Linked DNA regions of Mus musculus: all the other regions are linked to region 2. Evidence: chromatin loops called from intact Hi-C (ENCODE). Cell type or tissue: gastrocnemius. All regions are shown on one strand.

What was found. A loop is a pair of places that touch in the nucleus more often than their neighbours do. Peaks named below come from ENCODE experiments on the same cell type or tissue, not always from the same donor. Only the 100,000 strongest peaks of a DNase experiment are listed, where the experiment ranks them.
Region 1: it touches region 2 in a loop (2.6-fold over the local background); 3 of 42 quality-filtered maps call a loop at or near these places.
Region 3: a loop joins it to region 2, with 9 times the contacts of the local background. A loop is called at or near these places in 3 of 42 quality-filtered maps.

What each region holds. Positions count from the first base shown.
Region 1 is chr12:113,098,894-113,106,893 of GRCm38, forward strand. The region is part of intron 1 of Mta1 (metastasis associated 1); the gene reads left to right. Among named protein-coding and RNA genes, the nearest start is that of Mta1, 4.6 kb to the left of the region's middle. In gastrocnemius, CTCF peaks have their summits at 3,806 (motif pointing left) and 5,211; DNase peaks (open chromatin) are centred at 821, 2,009, 3,761 and 5,204; H3K4me3 peaks cover 1,127 bases; H3K27ac peaks cover 5,365 bases.
Region 2 is chr12:112,872,164-112,880,163 of GRCm38, forward strand. 1700127F24Rik (a long non-coding RNA gene) reads right to left here and starts at 3,663. Exons shown (of 6, transcript XR_873068.2): 1 at 3,450-3,663; 2 at 3,111-3,227; 3 at 2,899-2,999; 4 at 1,981-2,537; 5 at 904-971; 6 at 1-722. In gastrocnemius, CTCF peaks have their summits at 1,563 (motif pointing left), 3,590 (motif pointing right) and 7,227 (motif pointing right); DNase peaks (open chromatin) are centred at 1,554, 3,586, 4,293, 5,062 and 1 more place; H3K4me3 peaks cover 2,167 bases; H3K27ac peaks cover 2,296 bases.
Region 3 is chr12:112,984,294-112,992,293 of GRCm38, forward strand. It overlaps Brf1 (BRF1, RNA polymerase III transcription initiation factor 90 kDa subunit), which reads right to left. Exons shown (of 18, transcript NM_028193.3): 3 at 3,624-3,799. Among named protein-coding and RNA genes, the nearest start is that of Btbd6, 12 kb to the left of the region's middle. In gastrocnemius, CTCF peaks have their summits at 1,259 and 3,799 (motif pointing left); no DNase peak of the experiment used is centred here.

The sequences.
Region 1 (8,000 bases), 230 kb after region 2:
GTTTCGGGGTCTGGGGGGCAAGCGGTCTCCTCAGGGGGCCGTGCAGGGCCCGCTAGGTGTGCAGGCACCGTGAGTCCTGTTGCAGGGGCCACGAGCCCGTCCCAGCCGAGGGCTTTCCTTAGCAGGGATTCCTGGGGGGGAGGGTTGGCTACAGCAGGGGGCCTACATCCCAAGTGCAGGTCTGAATCACCCCAAACTTTTCTCTGCCTTACTGCTCACCCCTGCCTAGCAAGGAGGCACTTTCCTGGCCTTTGGAAGGCCAGAGGTCCCTACTGACCTGGGGCCATGAGAGCCTGTCTGCCCGGGCTGGTCCCCCAGTTGTTGGGCCCTGGGAAGAAGCCCTTTGCCCAGTTTGTGTATGTGTGTGTGTGACCAGGATACTCCGGAATGGCCTTGCACACATCCAGGCCATGCTGACCCTTATAGTTATCCCATAGCCTTCTTCTGCTCTCTCTCTGGACTTGGAGACCCTCCTGGTCACAGCCTAAATGTGGATGAGTCTGCTGCTGTCCCCCACTAGCAAACTTGGGCTTTGCTGTGAGAGTGTGCTTGAGTGCAAGACCACCCCGAAACACCCATCAACCACTCCTACGGAAGACCCCGACCCCTGAGTGCCTAGGTCATTTCCTTCCATCTCACACCAGCGGGACCCAGCCAGCTCAGTTCTGTGGCTTGGGGCACAGGGGTGCAGCTATCTCCACACGGATGGCTCATCCTCCCACAGCAGGCCTCCCACAGCAGGGGCCTCTCAGGGAATCCCTGATCTCACACCTTTGCTCTCTGCCAGGACCTGCCACAGGTCATACAGCCTGGGGTCATATGAGGAGGGGCTGGTCTGTGAGGATTCAGCCTTGCCAGCCCCAGAGGGAGTGGGCCAGGTCACTGGATGCTATAGGCTTACTGGCCTGCTTTCCAGGGCAGAGGCTAGCTCCTGGCTCCCCAGGGGGCCCCCTTCCAGGTGTTGCCCCTTATTCTGCCCAGTGAACCATTTTTGCAAGGATCCCCCTTCCTGTTCACCATGGTTCCTGCTGATATGGCTGCTGCTTCCTCGGGTTCTACCTCTAGTTCCCTCATTTCAGAGGTTCTCCTTTGCCCGTGAAAGGCTCCCATTATCCTGGTCCCTGACCCTGCTCTCTATCTGGACTTGGAGCCCCTCCTCCTGGTCACAGACTAAATGTGGATGAATCTCTTCCCCCACTAGCAAAACTGGGCTCTGCTGAGAGTGTGCTGGAGTGGAAGACCACCCTGAAACACCCATCACCACTCCTGTATGACCCTGACCCCTGGGCCACCTCCACCCCCCACCCCTCCTGGTTCTCATGGTTTCTGGCCCATGATGGCATGTCATATGCTGAAGAAATGAATAAATAGCATGAATAAATAGCAAAAGAGTGAAGGTCTGGGCTCCTGCATCTGACTCAGGCAGTGGGAGGTGGTGAGAGCGTGGAAGGTGGTCTGCAGGGCACTGAGGTCTCAGCCCGTTTCCAAGAGTCCCACAGCTGCCTGCCTGGCGGAGGGGCTATAGCCAAGGCCCTAGCAATCTGGTGAGGTCCTAGACTGGCTCATCTGTACCTGTTTCCCCACGGCGTGGCTAGAGATCCATCCCTGTTTTCATCCTGTGTCCTATATCTGCTCCTCCAGGACATAGCTGGTATCCTGGAGTGTCTGAGGCCCCATGAGGATAGGTGGCTGGACCCTGAGCCTGTGTGTCAAGCAAGTATGTATGACTAAGGAGTAGGGATAGGTCTGTGTTCCTATGTATATGTTGGCTGCCAAGCGTGGTCTGGGGTACCATCTGTATTGCCTGTAGTGCTTTGCAGGGTAGTGGTCCCCAGAGGGTATCCATGGCAGGTGAAGGGTCAGCCCCTAAAGGACTTTTTGGATAGGGAACTCTAGTGCCATCCTGGGAGCCCCAGCACGGCCTTGCAATGGTGCTCTGGGTGGTGGCTGTTGGCTTCCTGCCCCAGTCACTGCTTGCCAGATTCTCAGGCCCCCAGATGAGAGAGGACACACTGTGGCTCCCTGAGCAGGCCTTGGTTCAGTCTGTTGTCTGGGCTCTGGCCCCCTGGGAAATGTGTTCTGAATAGTGGCTGGTGGAGACCTAGGTTGGGGTATCTCTGCCCCCACCCCACCCCCTTCTTGGCACACGTGTCAGGTTTAAGTTTCAGGAAAACTGCCTTGCCCCAGTGTCCCAACTGTGAAGGCATGTGGACAGGAAAGATTGGGATTTGCAGCACAATGTTTGGGCGTCCTGTACTCCCTGGCAAGCTTGTCTGGAAGACGTGTTAGGGTGGGTTAGGCCGGTGAAAGTATGGGGGAGGAGGTTGCAGGAGCCCCAGAACACTTGGGCCAAGAGGTCAGCCAGGGTGGAAAGATAGACTGCATCTTAAGAGGTGGGCTTGCCAGGCTCCTGCCAGCGCCTGAGAGCAGGGGTGGGTGTTGGGTGAGGGTTTGAGAGGCTGTCCCTACTGAGAGCTTGGATTAAGGCTGAGGACATCCTAGGGCAGGCACCTGTGTTTCTTACCTGTGTGTCTGTTGTAAAATTAGGTGGCATTTTTGAACAGAGGAACAGAGATTGCTTTGAGTCTCCCCACGTCACAGCTGCTTCTACGTGGGAGCTTTTTTTTTTTTTTTTTTCTTTTGGTTTTTTTGGAACTCACTTTGTAGACCAGGCTGGCCTCAAACTCAGAAATCCACCTGCCTCTGCCTCCCAAGTGCTGGGATTAAAGGCGTGCACCACCTCCACCTGGCTACGTGGGAGCTTTTTGTCTTTAATTGAAGGGCTATGGCCATTCCCTTTGCAGTATTTTTTTCCTCTCACCGCGAGAAGTTTAACCCGTATTCTTTTGAGTGGCTTTGTGCTTGTGGAACGTTACAGGAAGCAACAGCCTGCAGGCCACAGACACATCACAGCTGCCCCTGCCCTGACTTGTGTGGTGTTTCCTATGCCCAGAGCCAGCCTCTTGGTTTCCTACCTTGGGTTTTCATTTATATCATCATTTGTATTTAATCCTGGTAATAGACACTTTTGTTTTCTGCTTCAGTAGGGTTTTTTTTAATTTTTTTCTAGAATTATATATCTTATGTATGAGTACAGTGTAGCTAGCTGTCTTCAGACACACCAGAAGAGGGCATCAGATCCCATTACAGATGGTTGTGAGAGCCACCACGTGGTTGCTGGGATTTGAACTCAGGACCTCTGGAAGGGCAGTCAGTGCTCTTAACCGCTGAGCCGTCTCTCCTGTCCTTATTTTGGTGTTTTGAGACAGGATTTCTCTGTGTAGCTCTGACTGTCCCGGCACTCACTCTGTAGACCAGGCTGGCCCAGAACTCAGGGATATACTTGCCTAGAGTCAGGAAGCAGGGGCCAAGTCATTAGGAGCCATGCTAAACAGGAAGGGTGGTTGGAGTGCTGGTATTAAAGGCATGTGCCACCATGGCCTGGCCAATTGAAACTTTTGGACTAAAATATTCCCATGATTGAAAATTCTAGAGTTGTGAGGGAATACCTATACTGTGAGCAATGTGCCAATTTGAGGAGCCCGGTGGAGGCTTCTGGGCTCTGCCCAGTTCTTTGCCACAGCACTTGTAAGGAAAAGCCCACAAGTTTTGACCTTAAGCCTGCATCTTTAGCAGTTGTAGAAGTAGGCCAGGCCCAAGGCTGCAGCCTGTCTGTGGAGCAGCATGGGACCTCTCAGCCTCTGAAGCCATTGAGCCATCATCTGTGCTGAAGGCTGCCGGGCAGAGGCCTCCCCATCCTGTTTAGCCTACTAAGCGTGGCTAGCCTGCCCCCTTGTGGGGCCAGAGGTGGGTTGTGTGTCTGCTATTGGCTTTCTGAATTATTTTGAGAAGGAACATTTTAGCATTAAACTCCCGTATTAGCAACAACTAAAACAGAAGTAAATGGTCCAGAGAAGCAGCTCTCGTGGTTAAATCCCAGAACACGAAGCTTCCCTCTGTACTGGCGCCGACCTGCAGGGACCTCCACGACTGACTGTCCCTGAGCAGGGTCCTGGTGCCCCATGAAGCAGGATTTCACTCGGACGTGGCATAAGGGATGCCAGGGTGAGTTCCTGGGACAGGCATAGGCCCCTCTGTCCCTGGTTGGCACTACTGAACACCTGGGTACTCCTGGCCAGACATCAAGCTTGGTCCTGCCTGACTGGGGCCGGCCAGTTGCTCCTCATCCTTGTCCTGTCCCAGCATGCACTCTGCTTCAAACCTGTGTTCTCAGGACATTTAAGGTCACACGCAGAAAGCATCTTTCCTTGCTTCTGGGCCTTTATAGAGTTCCCCAGGGTGCCCACAGAGAGTGATGCAGTGGGGCTCCCTTAACGGCACTAGGCAAAGTCTTTGTGGACCTCATATCAGCGGGCGTGTGGAGGAGGGCTGCTGGGATTGCTTTTATGGGAGGGGACCTGGGAAAGGCTCTGGCTCTGGACATTAGCATATAAGATAATGTCAGATGTGGTCCTGAGCAGATCTGATCTACTTACAGCCACTTAGGGAACCTGTTACCCAGTGTCCTGCCCTCAGCCCCTGCTGTGCCCACAGGGCCCTGGTGGCCTAAAGTCTTTGTGTGTGCTCCACCCCCGGCTATTCCACTTCACCCCCCCCCCCCCAGGGGCCTTCAGGACTTGGGAGTCAGGGTCTGCTCCTGAGATCTAGGGAGACTCTAAGGTTCATATTTAGGGTCCACAACTGCAGGGTGCTGCTGCAGTTCAGGAGGTTCACAGGCAAGTCTGCTGTGTGCAGGGGTAGCGTGTGATATCCTGAAGAACCAGGGTCAGAGGCAAGGTGTGGGTTACTCGTATGGTAGGGGAGTTCTCAGTGTACCCCACACCCACTTAGGAAATGAACCACAAGGCCATTTTTCATTGGTCAGCAGAATCCAAAACAATCTGTTGGTTCATCCCCGGGGCTCCGTGTGGCCTTCCTGGGCCGTTTGGCTTCTTGTGCACACTGGGTGCCACTGCTGGGGGTTATTGGTCATTTGTTCTTGCAGGTAGGGTCTTGGCCTCTTCCCCATTTTAGATTTTGCGGGGCCAGTGAGATGGTCGTTCCCTGTACTGGCTGCCCTCCAAGGTCATGACTATGTTACCAGAGGCCTTCTGAAGTAGAGTGGAGGCCAGGCTGAGCTAGAAGACTCAGGTGCTGGCTGGGTGACAGGACGATGGCCAGGATGAAGTCTAGTGCCCCTAGAGGTGGAGGCTTCAGCTTACAGGAGTGCCTAGGTCGTCAGGCAAGAGGAGTGCATGGGAGACCCGAGGCCTTAGCATGCATGTGGCTCCCGCAGGATCCACCTCTGAGCAGTCTGTCCGTAAACTGGGAATGGACCCTGCAGGGTTGATGCTGTTGCAGATGTTGCTACCCTCTGTGTCAGAAGGGAGGGGGAGGGGTCTAAGGACCCATAGGGACCTTGGCTTTTGACTGGGAGTACAGAGTCCATGTTTGGTCAGTATCTATGGTAACAGTAGGGGGTGTGGGCTCTGGCGCCCACCCACCAGCCAGGCCAGCTGCCCCTGAACTCCTGAGTTTATTTGATCCTCTTGCCTCAGCCTTCTAAGTGCTAGGACTGCAGGTGTGCACCGTACCCAGTTAGGTCTGTGCTTTTTGGCAAATGTCACTACAGATATTTAGGACATTCCCATAATCTACACATTTCTGAGTCTTCTTTGCTGGGAAGTCTCCCTTCTCTTAACTACTCCTGAACTCTGTACCCCAGAGTGTCTGTCTCATAGATGGGACCATCCTTTAAGATGGCTGCTTTACCACTCTGGATTGGCTTTCTCTTCTGAGGAGTGCTCCTCTCTGGGCGTGTCACTGTGAATCCCCAGTCCATGAACTTCATGTGGACTTCAAGGTGAAAAACAACAGACATGGGTTCTTACTTCTCCTGAGTAAAAATGTATGATTGTACAGTGAGCTCAGGAGTTCAAGGGCACCTGGTCTGGCTAACAGCCCTTGTTTCCCGCACCCCCCCCCCACCCCCGCCCAGAGGCACCAGAACCCACACTCGTGTGCCTTGCAGTGGTGTGGCGGGTGTGCAGGGTGCCCTTACTGTTTTAATTGGAGCTCCCTGGTGAATGGTGTCCGCTTCTCATGAGTTCTTATTGCCATCTGTATGCTGTCCTTTCCCTGCTGTGTGTTCTGTTTGTTTGGTTCTTTGAGACTGGGTCTTGCTATTTAGTGCACTGTACTGGTAATCTTCATGCCTCTGCTGTGTGGGATTAAGTGGCTACCATGGTCTGCTGTTTGATTTTTGTTTGTGTGTGTGTGTGTGTGTGTGTGTGTGTGTGTGTGTGTGTGTGTGTGTGTTTAGACAGAGACTCTAAGTGTCCCTGATTGTCCTGGAACTCCCTGTTTGACCAGGCTGGCTTTGGATTCAGAGATTGACTCACCTGCCTCTGCCTCTTAGCACTGGGATTAAAGGCGTAAACATCCATTGCCTGGCCTTTCCCTGGTGTTTAAATTGGATTGTGTTCTTACTGTCATGGACTGTGAGGTGATTATTTATATATCTTATTATTTTGTGATGTGGAAGACTAACCAAGGGTCTGCTTATACTGGATAAGGGCTGTTCCACCATACCCCAGCCCCTTGAGTTGGTTTATATTCTGCATTTCAGACCTCAGAGGACAGAGGTTGTGTGCTTTGTGCGTGTCTCTTAGAACCCAAGATCACAAAGTCTTTATCCTTTTTTATTACATAATCCTTAAAAGTTTGCGTTTGACTTTGGTGTCCATCTTGTTAGTTTCTTTGTGAGGGTTAAGGGCCTTTGTACTTTAATGCTTGTGTCCAGTTCTCCCCACTGGGTCACCTTGACAGCAGTGAGGATGTGGGATGCTGGTATTGGGTTGGTCGACCCGACCGTACAGTTGTTCGGTGATCATCTGGCAGCTTTTGTCAGTGCAAGTCTTGGCCTGGAGCTTACTGTAGTGTTGGGAGGGATTTTGCTGGTGCGAGCCCTCCCTCCAGCTTTGCTCTTTACAGAACAGTGCCTTCTGTCCTGGTTCCTGGCTTCCCTGTCAAAGCCTTGTTGGGCTTTGTTTGTTTGATTTCTCGCTGTGTAGCCCTGGCTGTCCTGAATTCTCTTGTAGACCAGGCCTCAACCTCACAGAGACCTGCCTGCCTCTGCCTAGGAGTACTGGAATAGAGCAGCGTGTCACCAAGCCTGCTCTTGGTTGGTTGGTTGGTTGGTTGGCTGGCTTTCTGGTTTGGTTTTGGTTTTTCGAGACAGGGTTTCTCTGTGTAGCCCTTGTCATCCTGAAACTCACTGTGTAGATCAGGTTAACCTCAGACTCAGAGATCTGCCTGCCTCTGCCTCTGCCTCCCGTGCTAGGATTAAAGATGTGTTCGACGACTTCCCTGACTGTTGCTGATTTTTTTTTACTGTGTAGTATTTTACATTTATTTATGTAAAACACAGGTGTGTGTGTGTGTGTGTGTGTGTGTGTGTGTTGTGGGATGTGCATGCGTGCCAAAGCACACATGTGGACAACTTAGGGGAGCCTGTTCTTTCCCTTCGACCATCTGGTTTCTGGGAAAATGAGGTCAGGTTGTAGGGTTTGACTGTGAGTGTTCTTAGTTGCTGGCCCTGGCTTGTTGATTTCTACAAAGCAAACAAGTTAGTGAGATTTGGATGACCCTGGCTGATGGCAGGGCCTCTTGGAGACTGGCAAACTGCATTGGCAAACGGTACTGCCTAGGTTTGTGTGACTCACGATCTAAGAATGGCGTTTACATTTTTATGTGGTTGAGGGGGAAAAAAATCACAAGAATACTTTGTGACATGAGATTATATGAAATTCAAATTGCTTTACCCATAAATAAAGTTTTATTGGAACATGGCCACAGAAGCTCCAGTGTGGCTGGTTCCGAGCCACACCGAGGAGCCTGTCTTCCCAGGCACAGAACAGACCACTGAGGCTTTGCCATCAAACATGGGGTGGGGCTGTCACAAAGCAGCCATCCAGGTCTCCATGGACCACTGGTTGGGC
Region 2 (8,000 bases):
AAAGACCCTTAATTGGCTGATACCCACAACCCCTGCTCAGATCCTAGAGCTCTGGTCTCATGTCACCTCTTTCTGGGCTAACCACTGGCCAGCTCTTCTTTGGTCCGGACCTGGCAGCTTCTTAGGCTACCACCATCTCCTGGGAACAAAGGGTTGAACAACCTGGGAACACTCACCACCTGCCTATATATATGTTGTATATATTGATATATATCAATGATGAGAATATATGAGGCTTATAAAAAAGGGGGGCTGTGTTTCTACAAATTGGGGGGATTTAAGCATTTCACACAGGCACAAGATGAAGACAGTGGTGACTGTGTTCCTAGGAGATCAGCTGAGGAGACACTCAGCCCCCAGCTGCCTGCCACCACCCCCATAGCACCCCTTCAGTCTCCCACCCCCCAGCTATGGGGAAAGGGGAGATGTTTGCCATTTATCTCAAATGCATCCTATGAATAACTTTTTTTTAAAAGACAGGATCTCACTATATAGCCCTGGCTATCCCAGAAATCACTGTATAGACCAACCAGATTAGCCTCGAACTCACAGAGATCTACCCACCTCTACCTCCCTAGTCCCGGGACTAAAGCCATGAGCGACCATGTCTGCCTTCTGGGCAACTTTCTATCCACCTTCACCAAATCCTGGGGGGCAAAGATACAAAGAAAACACCAGAGAAGGAAAAGAAGGAGCCCTCCAGCCCAGTAGCTCCTGCGTCCCTAGAGGGGAAGATAAAGAACTGTGAAGACACCATATGTGACTGTCCCTCCCTCATGTGACACCAGAACAGCCATGCCATACTCCTGAGAGGATGTGACTGGGGTATGAGAGGTCACACACCCTGCCTGCCCACCCTCATGTAGGTATGGAGGGGCAGCCTGGGTCACCGTCTCGTCCCACCTTCTTCCTCTCGGGTATCATCTCACAAGGTGCTCCAGGTCTGGTTGAAGTTCAGCCATTCGGCAGCCCTGTACGTGAATGAACACAGCCCTTAGCCAGCTCTTGAACTGACAGCTCCTTGTCCACCAAGCCCTGTTTGTTGGCCCGCGCCCACACCCAGCACTCCCTGGAAGCTCTGCTGATTCAAAGTAACTTCACCTCAGCTTCCTCTAGACACGCAGTCTTCACTGAGACCCCCACCAACACCAGATCGTCGGCCCAGTGGGTGTAAGAGTGACACAGGGGTCTCAGCTTCTCTTGACCCCAACATCACACACTTGAAAGGTGAATCCAAGAGACCCTGCCATGGGCACTCTGAGCTCAGCTCAAGTTCAAGCCTTTGGTGGAAACATTCTGAGTAAACTCTGAACTTTGAAGGAGGAAGGTCTTTCTGGCGCAGTCCAGCCTGATGACCACAATATGCAGGACCTTTCATTAGTTGCTCTCCTAACCAGCCACACCACACCACCTTACCAAGTCTGATAAGCTCTCTCTGTCCTCATTTGTGACCCCATGAGGCTGCTACCCGGAAGAGGTGGTGTAGTGCGGAACGACAGACAGACAGACCTAAGACATAATCTGTTTAGGTTTCCAACAGTGGCCTGGCAGCCTGCCACCTGGTGGCTATGACAGTCCTTGCACATGCTCATAGATTAGCGGAGGGCTCCTTGCCTGGCTCCAGCCCACTTTCCCAAGTCTGCTCGGCCTCAGGATGGGGAGCACAAATGGGTGTGTGTGACACCTGCTCAACCAGCTTCCAAGGCTTGCTTCTGTCCCCAGCACTGTCAGTGCTCTGCTATCAACTCTTCCGTGGGATCACCTCTGAAAGTTCCCACAGTCCTGCGCCCCCACCACACACACACACATGGATAGCGATTTTTCTTGCAGATAAAAAAAAGACTCCCCCAGCCTCCGCCGTTCGGGAGACTTTCCTGCTCATCCGGGATCCTAAAACTTGCTGCTCCTTCTGGCTGGGATCCAGAGTGTATCAACCCCCACGCCCCCAGCCCCTACGCGGCCCTTTGAGCTGGAGCTTACAGGCCAGTCTCTTCTCGCTGGGAATGTCACAATCTGCTCCACGACCTGCTCCACATGCCTCTGGTCCTTGAGCTAGGTTACCCCCCTTCTCCTCCGCCTCCTGGGTAAGCTCTTGGCCGTCCGGCAGCCTAGGGCCAAGAGCCCACTCCCACCCATACCCTACGGAGAGTGGAGCACGCTGGGGCTTGCCCAGGCGTCAGCGGGGGAGTCCACAACCCCTGAGCGAGCCTCAGCAGGTAAAGGGCAGAATTTCGTCTCCGCCTTCGCTGTCTAGAGCGAACCTGAGTGACCCGCTCTGACTTCCTGAGGTTCCCGCACATGCGCGTCTGGCGGACCGCAGCCTGATGTCCAGGCAGAAATGCTAGGAGCGCACCAAGCCTTCGCCTATGTTGTATTTGCAAAATAACCGGGTGAAGTACGGATTGCTATTGTTCTCAATTTGCAGATTCAGAAATCCAGGTGTAATGCATTCTCACCCAGATGCAGCCCTCCCAACATAGAGTTTTGCACAGAAACCAGTTATTCGTGACACTGGAGACTTGATGACTTGCACAGATCTGTGACAAGGGGAGAAGAGGGCAAGACCAAGAAGAGGCGAGATTCCCGATTGATCCCCTCTCTGTCTGTCCCCTCCCTAGGAAAGATGAGCCTCATAAGCACTCAGGTGGAGTAAGACTAAATCTAACTTCTTTACCCCTAACCACTCCATAGGACCAGCCCCGACTCCCTCCCTTCTGGGAACCCAGTTCTGCCTATCAAACCACTGGACTCATAGGGACCCTCTGAGCACATTGCAGGGGAGTTTCAGGAGGCTTCGTTGTGGTCCCAACAACTTCTACCCTGGGCCTGCTGGGCTAGGGAGGGTAAGATCAGGAAGAGATGGGATTCCCCCCACCCCCACCCCAGATGCACACAAACCTCTTTCCTTCTTCTAGGCCAACCTCCTCAGAGTCCCTCACTCACTGAGTAGGGGAATCCATCTCTGCCAAAGATGCCAGGTGAGGGCTACAAAACAGCCACTAGAGAAAGCCAAGAGGGCAGTGAATTGCAGCCACTTTACCAAATGGTTTGTGCCTCTATCTACCAATCTATGCAAAAGGTTTTATTTCCATGTCACGATGGGACAATACCTGATGAATGTGTCATTGTCGCAGTTTCTGGGAGCAAACCACAGGAGCCCCTACGGAGCCACCTCTCCCGAACCTCCTCAGCAGCTGCTCAGTTGCTTTATCATGATGCTCTGGGCTCTGGGAGCAAGAGAGTGTCAGACTAAGTGTAGACAGACAGGCACAGGTGCATGCTCTTATGCATTAGTCACCAAAGCCTTACCCACGTATTCATGTCCCAAACCATATAGATGGCTATAAATGTCTAGTCCCAGAACCCCTATGCTAGGTCACTGTGGGTTTCCCAAGTTTTGTGTCATAGAAAACGGAGTCTAGGACCAAACACCTCAGCCTGACCCACACCTCCTTCAGCATGGTCACCCGAAGGTCCAAGCTGAGTACGTTCTCCCAGACGAGCAGTGATGAGACCAGCTGGCCTCCTCTGGCACGCGGACATAGGCTGGGAAAGCTAGCCTAAAACCTAAGTCAACACTGCGGCCACCAGGGGGCACCCAGCTCCACAGATAAGGTGGGAGACCATGTTCTTGGAGCCAGAGAGGGCTCCGGAGGCAGAGTGTTGGCTGGGACCTCACATCATCATGACGACTCAGGGAGGTAGTATTGTGATGCCATTCTCCCACTGAGGACACGTGCCAGAGAAAGGGACATCATTGGTCCTGACACTTAGGGCTGGAAGACTTGGGCCTCAGAATTTTCCAAGTTTACCCTGAACCAGCTTGTGTCTAGCTTGCGTCCAGCTTGCTGCATGACTCCAGGAATGTTACTTGACCTTGAGGTTGATGGTGGTGTGAGGAAGCAATAATTGGACCCTGGGACCAGGGGTCTATCCTCAGCCAGTACAGGGGCTTCAGGGCTGCTGTTTACAGGCAGGTTCCTATTACTCAGCGGGAGGAGAGTTTGCAAAACTCCATCGACTCCTATAAAGAACCCCTGCTGCCTGATGCAACTGTAGAATGCCCACCTAACAGTGCCCCCTCCCCACTGTGGCCCTACCAGCCCAGAGCCAGTACAACAGGCAGGAATTGGATTGGCAGTGTGGACCCCCTTTGACCCTCCTGCCTAATGCCATCCAGGGCAGCCAGATTGGGCAAGGCCACCGCCTGGATCTGGCAAAAGTTACCGCCTGCCTCCCAGGCAGCTGGAGCTGAGTGCTGGTAGCGCAGTCTTTCCCACGCTCCGTGATGCCAGTCTTGGCACTCCAGCTCCGCCCCACCCTTGCCTTGCTGGGCCCCGGGCACCCGGAATGTGGCTGAAGATTCTGTCCCCCTGGGCCACAGATTCCTGTCTCAGTGGGTGTGGGCGGAGGCCCGCTTTCCGCCCTTTGATCCCGGCCAACTCCAGCTAGCGGGCCACGCCCAAACCCTGCCAGCCCGGCCCAGGCGCAAGATGGAGGCGGGGCTAGTCTCGACTCCCCAGGCTCTCGAACTCTGGCTCCTAGAGTTCTGGCTCTATCTTGGAGTTCTAGCACCAGCAGTGATTGACTCCTTACTACCCAATGTGCAGCCTGATGCCGGTCAGGGCTGCAGCCAGACAAGGAAATCCGAGACTCTTCTAGTACGGTTTCTCTCGTGGTCGCTGTGAGCTGGGTGGTAGTTTGCCTATCTCCAATCTCTCTCAACAACTAATCCTGGGACATGGGATCGACTAGAGGGAAGGAGAGGCACCCTCTAAGCCCAGGAAGACAAGGGCAGCGTCTCAGAACCCAAGGGGATGGGCTAGTTCCGGAGTCCACCAGAGGTGGTCTCCAGAGGTTATGGGAGCTCCTGAGATGCGCAGCCATCTGGAGAGATCACTTGCCTCAGTTTCCCCATTTACTGGATAGAATGACAGTAATGAATATCCTGTTTCCACACTTGTGGTGGTTGGAGTGGGCTTTGGACTTACTCCATCCTTCCAAGTGGCCTCACTACGCTTTTCTAGTCGAGCCACGGAAGCCATCTGGCATTGCTTAGAGCCTTGGAGGACTGAGCCGAGGTGAGCCTCGCTGCTTCTGTGGGCTACCTGCCTCGGGTTGGTGTTGTCACTCCTGGTCAGTCCTTACCGCCAGTGTCTACCTGGCCACCGAGTGCGAGAGTCTTGCCATGTTCGTTCAAGTAGAGCGTCTGCTGCGGAAACTCAGAATAGGAACTCCACGGGGTCCTTTGCCTCCTAGGTTGGGGGTGAGAAGGACACAAGGAAGGAACTCTCAACCCGGGAGAAGGGGTCCTAAAAGGGCCTACTGGGTGTAGGAAGTTTCCCAGGGAACGGAAAAACTATGTGGCAGGACTCCTGAGCCACCCAGGTCCCTCGTGGCCGCTGACTCCCTCGGGACAGAATGGAGTAGGGGGGTGGGACGGGGCCCGCAAGCAGATTCCAGCACGGGGGTCAGACAAGCCCGCGCCTGCGCGCCGCCCGCCGGGTAGGGCGCCCGAGTTGGGGGTAGGGCGGGGAGGAGAGGACCCTGATCGCGACACACCCCCAGCGAAGGCGGGGAGAGACCCAGAGAGGCAGGCGGGAAGCGGACAGCGTGGGGCAGAGAGCAGGGGTGCGGCGGAATGCGCCTTTGTGCGCGCGGTCCTTGAGCTTGTTCTGGCGGGCCCAGCCGACCGCGCTCCAGCGTCCGCCCCCGGCCCGGTGCATACCTGGCGAGGCTGGGGTGCTGTTGGGCGGGGTTCATAGGCTGTCTCAGGTCTGTGCTGCGCCTTTGCTGACTGGAGAGGCAGAGGATCCCTTCAGCAAGGACTGGACCCTGCCAGGAGCCCTTCCGATGGCTGTAACCCTTAAGTCGTGCTCCAGTTCCTAGCCAGTGCAGGCTTGGCACTTAACGTGATGCAATGGACTGACAGACCCTCAGGAAAGTGGCTAGGCTAGCCTAGGGCAAGGCTTCGGAGACTGATCTCCCAAATTATAGGTGTCTAGAGCCAGGTGGCTGCTGCAGCTCATGGCTGCAGAAGGCGACCGACTGGCCAACTGAGATTACTATTGGGTAGAGAATTTAGTGGAGTTTCTCTATAGTTCTGATGGAAGAGGAGCTGGAAGCAGGCTGTAGAGCCCAGGAACTCAGAGGTTCCTGCATGAGGCACAGACTGTGGGGAAGGAGGCCAGTGGTGGGTGCTGGGAGCACCTGAAAGCATGGTGATCGAAGAAGCATATTTTAGGATTGTGTGTTTCATCCCTCATGTGACCACAAACCCTTCTAGAACCTTCATCATTGACTTAAGTCGTACCAACCCTGCTGTAACCTGAGGTGAACATAGCCTCCCTGGGCTTGAGGGCTCAGCTGTAGGAAAACTAGTGGACTGAGCTCCCAGCTGTCCCCTCCTTCACACAAGCCGACCATCGTGTGACCCATCTGCGTGCAGACTCAGGGTTAGCACTGGATGGATCAGTACCCCTCAGAGAGATCCTTTAACAGGAATTATGGGTGACATCGTGGTTATAGTAGGGCACAGAGGAGGGAGAGGCAGGAAGTGCACATGGGGTGTGGCCTCTGGGTTGAGTTAAAAGGCAGAGAGTAGAGAGCGACAAGGGTGGACCAGGAAAAAATGTATGGAATCCTCAGGTGGAGAAATGGGGTACAGGGTGGGGACTGGGCTTTAGCATCATCAGGAGGCAGCTGGGAGCCATGAGAGGTATTTGAACAGAGGAGCAACACTCAAGCGCCCCTTGTAGCCTGACCCTCCCTCTGGTCTTCAGGAGGGACCTTTGTGTAAGGAATTATCCCTGCATGTTGGACATTTCCAGATTCCTACAGTGGTCTCCCACAAGGCTCACTGTCCATGTCACACCAAGCCACTGAAGCCAGTCTCTAGGATAAGGGTTATTTGGTTCCAAGGAAGCCCAGACTGGCTTCAAACTCACTATGAATTCAGGACTGACTCTGAACTCTTGACTCTGCTTTCATCTCCTGAATCCTGAGATTATGGTCAAGTAACATCATTTCCAGCTATAGAGCTTCTTGAAGGTCACCTACTACTGGTGAAGGGTGAATCTATACACACATACACACACACACCCACACACACACACACACACACCCATCACAGATACCCTCTTGGTTTGTTAACTGACTTTGGCATTGATGCTTTGATTTTTTTTTAAGATTTATTTATTTATTTATTATATGCAAGTACACTGTAGTTGTCTTCAGATACGCCAGAAGAGGGCATCAGATCTCATTACAGGTGGTTGTGAGCCACCATGTGGTTGCTGGGATTTGAACTTCGGACCTTCGGAAGAGCAGTCGGGTGCTCTTACCCACTGAGCCATCTCACCAGCCCCGCTTTGATTTTTAAACTTGGATTTCCTGGGAGAATGATGAGCATGGACGTGTCCCTCTGTGCTTCTCTGTTCTGTCGAGCAGCCCACCCTCCTGAACATTGAGTGTCATGGTGGTCGATTCTGTGCACACCCATTCAGCCAGCAGCCATTCACCCACCAGAAGAGCAACAGCTCAGAGCCTGAGGAGTCAGGGTGTTGCTGTCTCCTCCATGAACACTGAGTGTGCTGGTGACAGAGAAGAAAAGGCCCGGGGCCTCAGACCTCTGCAGTTAGAGCTTCTTTCTAGAACCCTGGCCCTTCCATGGCCCTGGTAAGCCTGCATGGAGTGCTCACACTCAGTGCCTCATAGCAGACATATGCGCAGCTGCAACCCTCCAACAGGCAGTGGTGTCCTTCCTGCCATGAGCTGAGGTCTCACGTGTCTTCCTGCCTGACTCTTGGCTAATCTCCCTCTCACGCCTAGTCTTCCACATAGATCTAAACAGATTCGGAACCTGTAATCAATGTGGAAGGCAGAGGCAGGTGTGGCCTGGCTCTGGCCCTCACTGGCTGTGCCAGGCCTGTGCTAGCTAGCATTCAGGGCAAAGGAGAGTTGCTTAGAGAGTTTTGGGGAAGCTGGCTTAACACCACAGC
Region 3 (8,000 bases), 110 kb after region 2:
AAAAAACCCACAAAACAACAACAACAACAACAAATCAGGTGTGAAAGTTAAGGAGGGTGTGGGGACAGAACCAAACCGAAGAGAGCAAACTGCTGGGTTTGACACTCATACACAACTAGGATGCGATGAGGAATTACACCAAAGAGAAGGAACTACACAAAGAGGATTTGCACACACAAACTCTGGCACACACGTGCATGGTCATGCTCACAAGCACACAAAAGCAGTAAACAACAATTAAAATTGTCATTACTAATCTCGGGAGAATAGGAGGTACTTATACGTGGATAGATAAAACTCGCTTTAACTTTGAAAACCATTCTGAAAACAGCATCTGAGGGCAGTTAAAATAAAAGCCACAGTAACCTTTCTTTTACTATACAGTTAAATGCTCAGCCAAAAATATATTCATTAAGCATTAGTGATTTTTGGTTTTTTTTTTTGTTGTTGTTGGGTTTTTTTTTTTTTTTTTTTTTTTTGAGACAGGGTTTCTCTGTGTAGCCCTGGCTGGCCTTGAACTCAGAAATCCGCCTGCCTCTGCCTCCCAAGTGCTGGGATTAAAGGCGTGTGCCACCATGCCTGGCTCCATAATTTTTTTTTTTTTAATGTATGTGAGTGCTCTGTTGCTTTCTTCAAACACACTAGAAGAGGGCATCAGATCCCATTCCCTCTGAGTGTGAGCCACCATATGGTTGATAGAAATTGAACTCAGTCAGTGCTCTTAACCACTGAGCCATCTCTCCAGCCCTTTAGTGATCTTTTAAAATAAACCCTTATGGGAGGGAGGGCTGGAAAGAAAGCTTAGCAGTTAAACGCACCTGCTGTTATTGCAGAGGGTCTGAGTTCTATTCCTAGCATCTACATGGTAGCTAACAACTGTCTGTAACTCTGTAACTTCTATTCCAGGGAATTTGATACCCTCTTCTGGCCTCTACTGGACTTGCACACGCAGATAACACACATACACATAAATACTTTTTTTGAGAAGTATCTCCCTATATAACCCTGGCTGTCCTGGAACTCACTATGAAGACAAGGCTAAACTCAAACTCACATATCTACCTACTTCTGCCACCAACTTAAATTAAATCCTCAAAAAAGAAATCTTTTAGCCGGGTGGTGGTGGCGCACGCCTTTAATCCCAGCACTCGGGAGGCAGAGGCAGGTGGATTTCTGAGTTCGACACCAGCCTGGTCTACAAAGTGAGTTCCAGGACAGAGACTCAGAAAGTCTCAGTCCCCCTAGGGGTCAGGGATTAGAGGTGCAGGCTGGCAAGCTGAAGAGGGCAGGCAAGGTTCCTGAATGAAAGGCCCCAGCATAACCTGCTTTCTGGGTCACAGTAGACACAATTTTGAGGAGATGAGTAAGATGGCAAAAATGAGTTTGAGTATATAATAAGCGCTGTTCCTTCTCCATGAGGACATCTTGTGATTGGTCCCACACCCAGGATTCCACTTTTGCTAGTGGGTTAATAGAATGACAAGGGAATCCCAAAGGGACCTCAGCACCATGACCTTCTAGCACAGGACTCTCCCAAGTACCACCTAAGGTACTCAGGTAAGGGCTGGGATGGGGGAATGCCAGGCATCCCACAGGTAGCATGGATGAGACAGGAGGAGGTAATGCCTACCAAAACAGATGCCTGTCATAACTGCATCGCCACACAGGAAAACAACATCAGGACCACAACAGGCCAACTGAGGGGCAACATCAGAGCTCAAGCACCACCCACACTACGTGCTAGGACGTAAGGGAGGAGATGACAGCAGGAACCACTTCCTAGGAAGTGAGGAGATGACAGCAGGAACCACTTCCTAGGAAGTGAGGAGATGACATCAGGAACCACTTCCTAGGAAGTGAGGAGATGACAGCAGGAACCACTTCCTAGGAAGTAAGGGAGGAGATGACAGCAGGAACCACTTCCTAGGAAGTAAGGGAGGAGATGACAGCAGGAACCACTTCCTAGGAAGTAAGGGAGGAGATGACAGCAGGAACCACTTCCTAGGAAGTGAGGAGATGACAGCAGGAACCACGTCCTAGGAGTGAGGGAGGAGATGACAGCAGGAGAAGGAAGTTAAAGAACGCTGGGCCCGGAGAGAGAGCTCAGTATGTAAAGTGAGCTCTACACAAGCATAAAGACCCAAGTTCAGAACCCCAGTACTTACATAAAAGCTGGGTGTGGAAGTGAACATCTGTAACCCCAGCACTAGAGGGCATGAGTGGAGATAGCACATCCTGGGGGCTTGCTGGACAGCTCATCTAGACAAAATGACAAACTTCAGTGAAATACCCTGACTCAAAAATGAAGTGCAGAGAGGCCAGGGAGATAACTCAGTGGCTAAAGGTGCTTGCCACAAACCTGACAACCTGAATTTGATCTCTGGGACTTACACAGTACAAGAGGAGAACTGACTCTCAGAAGTGGTCCTTTGGTTTGGTTTGGTTTGGTTTGGTTTTTTTGAGACAGGGTTTCTCTGTGAAGCCCTGGCTATCCTAGAACTCACTCTGTAACCCAGGCTGGCCTCAAACTCAGAAATCTGCCTGCCTCTGCCTCCCAAGTGCTGGGATTAAAGGCATGCACCACCACTGGCCAACATAAGTGGTCCTCTTAACCTGACATGTAGCTATACATGTACCATGTGTGTGCCACATACCCCCAATCAAAAATAAAAGGACTATGTTGAATATAATCTAGAAACTATCTCAGGCCAAAATGTGAGTAGATAGATAAGAAGGAAGCAAAGATTACCTAACACACAGGTAGGACAGGCAGAGGAAACAGGTAGAAACCAAGTGACCTAACACAGGTTCAAGGTGGGAAGTGGTCAGAGGGAGGGACCTACTGGAGTGGAGAGAAGACACCTCATGTTGACAGTTAGACAGAAGCGCACCAAGGCCCCTGGGGTGAGGAGAGAACAGCTATAAGCAGTGTGCATATGACAGGAACAGATGGCTGTGGACCAGAGGGAGCTAGGAGATACTGAAGGATGAAGGATGGAATCCCTGATGTATGTGCATGCCTGCAGAGCTTAGTGCTGGTCCTGGGAAGTGCACAGGAGAACCAGACCTGAAATCTCAAGAAACAAAACTGCAAAGGGAAGAAACAACGCCAGAAGCCATGAGCTCTTCCTCTTCTGCCAAAAGTGGCTGGGACTTAGAAGTCTAGCCTGACTACCTACTAAAAATGGCCCTATAGACTCACAGGGAGTGGTATTATTAGAGGTATGGCCTTGTTGGAGGAAGTTTGTCATCAGGGGAAGTTTCAAAAGCTCAAAGCAGACCCAGTGTCACTCTTTCTTCCTGGTGACTACTGGTCCAGAGGTAGAGCTCTCAGCTCCCTCTCCAGCACCGTGCCTGCCTGGATGCTGCCATGCTCCCTCTCATGAGGATAATGGATCAAACCTCTGAACCATAACCCAGCCCCAGTTAAATGTTGCCCTTTATAAGAGCTGCCATGGTCATGGTATCTCTTCTCTTCAGTAGAAACCCCAACTAAAACAGAAGCTTGGAGAAGGAACGCTGCATCAGCAGGGATGGGACATCCAGTAAGGGACCTGTTAGCATAGCAATACCAATTCCTACAACTCCTCCGTCAACATTTGAGTAATCACCCAACAAAGGATATGAGGTGTGCCTTCAGTTCGGCAAACCAAGTAGAGGCAGGCAGCAATCACATGGGCCATTTTCCGTCCTCGGGTAAGATGCTTGCTTACAGCCATCTTGAAGAAATTGAATGCTGTGTCCAGGCAGTGCTGGTTTAGCTGCAGCTGGCTCCCCAGGTGGTGGATGTGGCGCCGCCCTGTGGCAAAATACAGAATGACCTTTGGTCACAACTTTTAATTTAAAATTAAGTATCACAGGTTATCTTACAAATTTAAGATTTGAGCTAAGCCTGTTAGTGCAGGCATATAATTTCACTTCCTTTGGAGACTGAGGCAGGAGGACCACTATGTCAAGCCTAGCCTGGGCCAGGCATAATGATGCATACCTTTAATCCTAACAGAGGCAAGCTGATCTCTGTGAGTTCAAGGCAGCTTGGTCTGCAAATGAGTTCTAGGATGACCAGCGTTACTTAGAGACCCCGTTTCAAACGAAAAAACCCTGAGCTACAGAATGAGTTTAAAGCCAGCCTGGAAAATTTGATGAAATTTAAAAGTCAAACTAGGGACTGGAGAGATGGCTCAGAGTTTAAGAGCACTGGCTATTCTTCTTCTATTCAACTTGGATTCGATTTCCAGCACCCACATGCTACACAGACATACACAGAAGCAGAATATCTGTACACATAAAGTCAGAATTTTTTTCGTAAAATCACGTTTGGAAATGGGGCTCAGTGGTAGAGGACTTGGGACTGGCTTAGAACACACAGTGATAGGTTTAGGACTCAGTAATCCAAAGTAAGACAGACAGACAGACACTGATAGATTATCTTTGCCCTAAAGTTTTTAATTTAGCCTTTATATTCTAATTAATTTTCATTATGAATGTCAAAATATTAGTTTCCTGATTTCTCATATGCCATAAAACCCTATTCCTGATACACTATATCTTGGCTTAGAACAATACACAGTGGCTGTTATCTCTTCTGGAGATTCTGAGGCCTGGAGTGTCTGGCAGGAAGGGGTCTCCCACAGCACAAGACTCATACTTTCCAAAAAGGTCTCTCTACCTAGTTCAGTCCTGGACAACCCCTAGCCAGGCTTCCCTCCAAGAGCCAGCCTCTTGGCTGGACAACTGGACAGCCTAATGAGCTGCTCCCTGCACACCTGCAGAAGAAGAGCGATGGGAAAGGCAGGCACGACTGCAGAAGCACCTGCTGCCAGGAGGTCTGGACAGTCACCATGCTGCAGACAGGACACTCAAGGTCTCTGTCTACAAGTGCAAATACAGAGCAGCCACACCAAAGTCCAGCAGTGTAGGTCTAAGAGAGAGCTGCTGATACCAACTGTAAGTGCAGACCAATGGGTGGGTGCCAGGGATTAAGAGAGCTCCACCAGACACAAGATATACCCTAAGATATGCAGAGGACATGTAGATGGTAAGACCTGTCACCAGACGTGTCTCGTCCTACTAGCATCTTCAGGGCCTCAATGCACTCTTCTGACAGTGTAGGCAACCTCCATCTCACCCATAAAATGTTAAATACTGGTTTCTCTGATTTGTTGATAAGAACTGAAGGCTAGCACACTACTCATAGCCAACAGTAACAATAACACATTTCAGGGCATGGCTAATATGCCTGACCAAATGCACAAAAATCAGCTCCTTTTTCTTACCAGCACACAGTAGCAACACACCAGAGGCAAAATAAAAAACAAAACAAAAAAAAAAACAAAAAACAAAAAACAAAAAACCCACCAATAATCAGCAGACAGCAGACTACACTGAACTGGAGCCTGAGACTCAGGAGCTGTGTAGTGTTTGCAAGATTCCACAGTTAAGGTAAGATAGCCCTTCTCTAGGGCCCCTGCTCAAGGCTAGACCAATTCTAAAGCCCCACACCTCCAGGCTAGGGCTTGCCAGCATCCCACAAACAGAATCCATACGCTCACTGTAATAGATACTAAGCAGCATACGACACACTTAATGACATCACTCCTAAGAGCAAAACACTGATCCTTCCACACGGAGGTCAGCAATGAGCAAGCCTACCCGGTCTCAGCAACTCTGAGGAGCCTAGCAACAAACAACCAAAAATGCAGCATAGCTTTGAGAATAAGTGAGAACAACAGTGGAAAGCAAGGACCAGTGACATCTGCTCACAGCATGTGTGGTAGCTACAATAAGAAACTCAAGACAAGGGGGTTGGTGAGATGGCTCAGTGGGTAAGAGCACCCGACTGCTCTTCCAAAGGTCCGGAGTTCAAATCCCAGCAACTACATGGTGGCTCATAACCATCCGTAACGAGATCTGATGCCCTCTTCTGGAGTGTCTGAAGACAGCTACAGTGTACTTTCATATAATAAATAAATAAATCTTAAAAAAAAAAAAAAAAAAAAAAAAACTCAAATCAAGCCGGCAGTGGTGGCTCACACCTTTAATCCTACCTAGCACTTGGGAGGCAGAGGCAGGCTGATTTCTGAGTTCAAGGCCAGCCTGGTCTACAAAGTGAGTTCCAGAACAGCCAAGATACACAGAGAAACCCTGTCTCGAAAAACTGAAAAAAAAAAAAAAAAGAAAAAAGAAAAGAAAAGAAACTCAAGACAAGTTCACAATTTTAGCTCACCATATCAAGTTCCTATAATTTGATCTATAGATCCAATGTAATCCCAACTAGAATATGGGCAGGTTTCCTTTAGTAAAGTTAACAAAATAACTCCAAAATGAAACTCTAAAGAATCAAATCAATGAGAAAATAACCCCAGAAGACCCAGTCCCATTCAAGTAACCATACTCTCACAACGCTCTACAGATGAAGACAAGCCCTCAAAATCCCAGCTGATTTCCTGGCAGAAATCGGATACAGACAGACTAACTTCCTAGTGAAACTATGGGACATGGTGATGTAGGCCTTGTAAGCCCAGCACTGCGAGAGTCAAACAGGATCATGAGCTTCAGGCTAGCCTGGGCTATCACAGCAAGACTGTCTCAAAAAGCAGAAGGGAGAGAGGAAGGAGGTAGGAAGAAGGGGGGAGGGAGGAAGGGAGGGAGAGGAGAGGGAGGAAGCAAGCAACACAGATCAAGAAACTTAGAATAATCAGCACAGCACTGAGAAAGAACTCTAAGGTGGCTGGAGAGATGGCTCAGCGGTTAAGAGCACTGACTGCTCTTCCAGAGGTCATGAATTCAATTCCCAGCAACCACATGGTGACTCACAATCATCTGTAATGAGATCTGACGACCTCTTCTGGCGTGTCTGAAGACAGCTACAGTGCACTTATATATATTAATAACTAAATCTTTTTTTTAAAAAAAAAAAAGAAAGAATTCTAAGAAACATAAACACTTCCCAATTTCAAACTTACCACAAGGCTAGGAGCCAAACAAAAGCATGACATATATAGTCCAGCAGAACAGAACAGAGGGTCTGGAAATGATTCTCAGCAAGGGAGGGTGCCAACTGGGAAAATATAATCTTTTCACTCAAACACTGAAAATGCACATAAGATGGAAGCTGGACCCAGTCTCTTATCACTTGTTCTAACTCACAAGGACCAACCCCAAAAACATAACAGGAAACTCAGATGGTCAACCCCAGAGAACAGAAGATATAAGCATCAGTTTGGAGAGCAGGGTGTGGGGTGGGGGTGATAGGTGCATGCATGCACACCCATGATCACACTTGTGGAGGGCAGAGTTAGACACTGGTGGGTCCTCTAGTGATCTGCACTTTATCTTTCTGAGAGAGTCTCTCACTAAACCTGGAGCTTCCCGTTTTTGTCAGAGTGGCTATGCACTGAGGCCCTAGAATCTACCTATCTCTGCCTCCCCAGAGCCAGCGTTACAACAGGCTCACATCCCCATGCTTAGCCTTTTACAGGCTCAACTGGAGACCTTAACTCAGCCTTACTCTACCCACCAAGCTGTCCCCTGAGCATCAAGTGAGTGACCAGTGAGGCACCAGGGAAGCAGGCACTGTCTGAATGAAGAAAGTGTGCCTCCAAAACCACCACGGAGCCGGAGCCTGGCTCAGCTGCTTACTGCTCTTGCAGAGGACCTAAGTCCAGTTCCCAGTCTTACAACCAGCTCACAACCATCTGTATCTCCAGTTCTAATCCTCTTCTAATTAATGTTCCTGAGCACTAGGCACACGTGTGGTACACATACATAAAACACCCATATACTTTTTTTTTTTTTGGTTTTTCAAGACAGGGTTTCTCTGTGTAGCCCTGGCTATCCTGGACCCATATACATTTTAGAATAAATCTTTTTCTATTTTATAACACCAAGTAATGAGAAAAAGAAAAGCAGTTAAAAGACAGCTCATGGAACAGGAAAATTTTTTCTATAACACATATCCGGTGTAAAAAAAATCACAGAGGGTGTGAAGACAGCTCAGT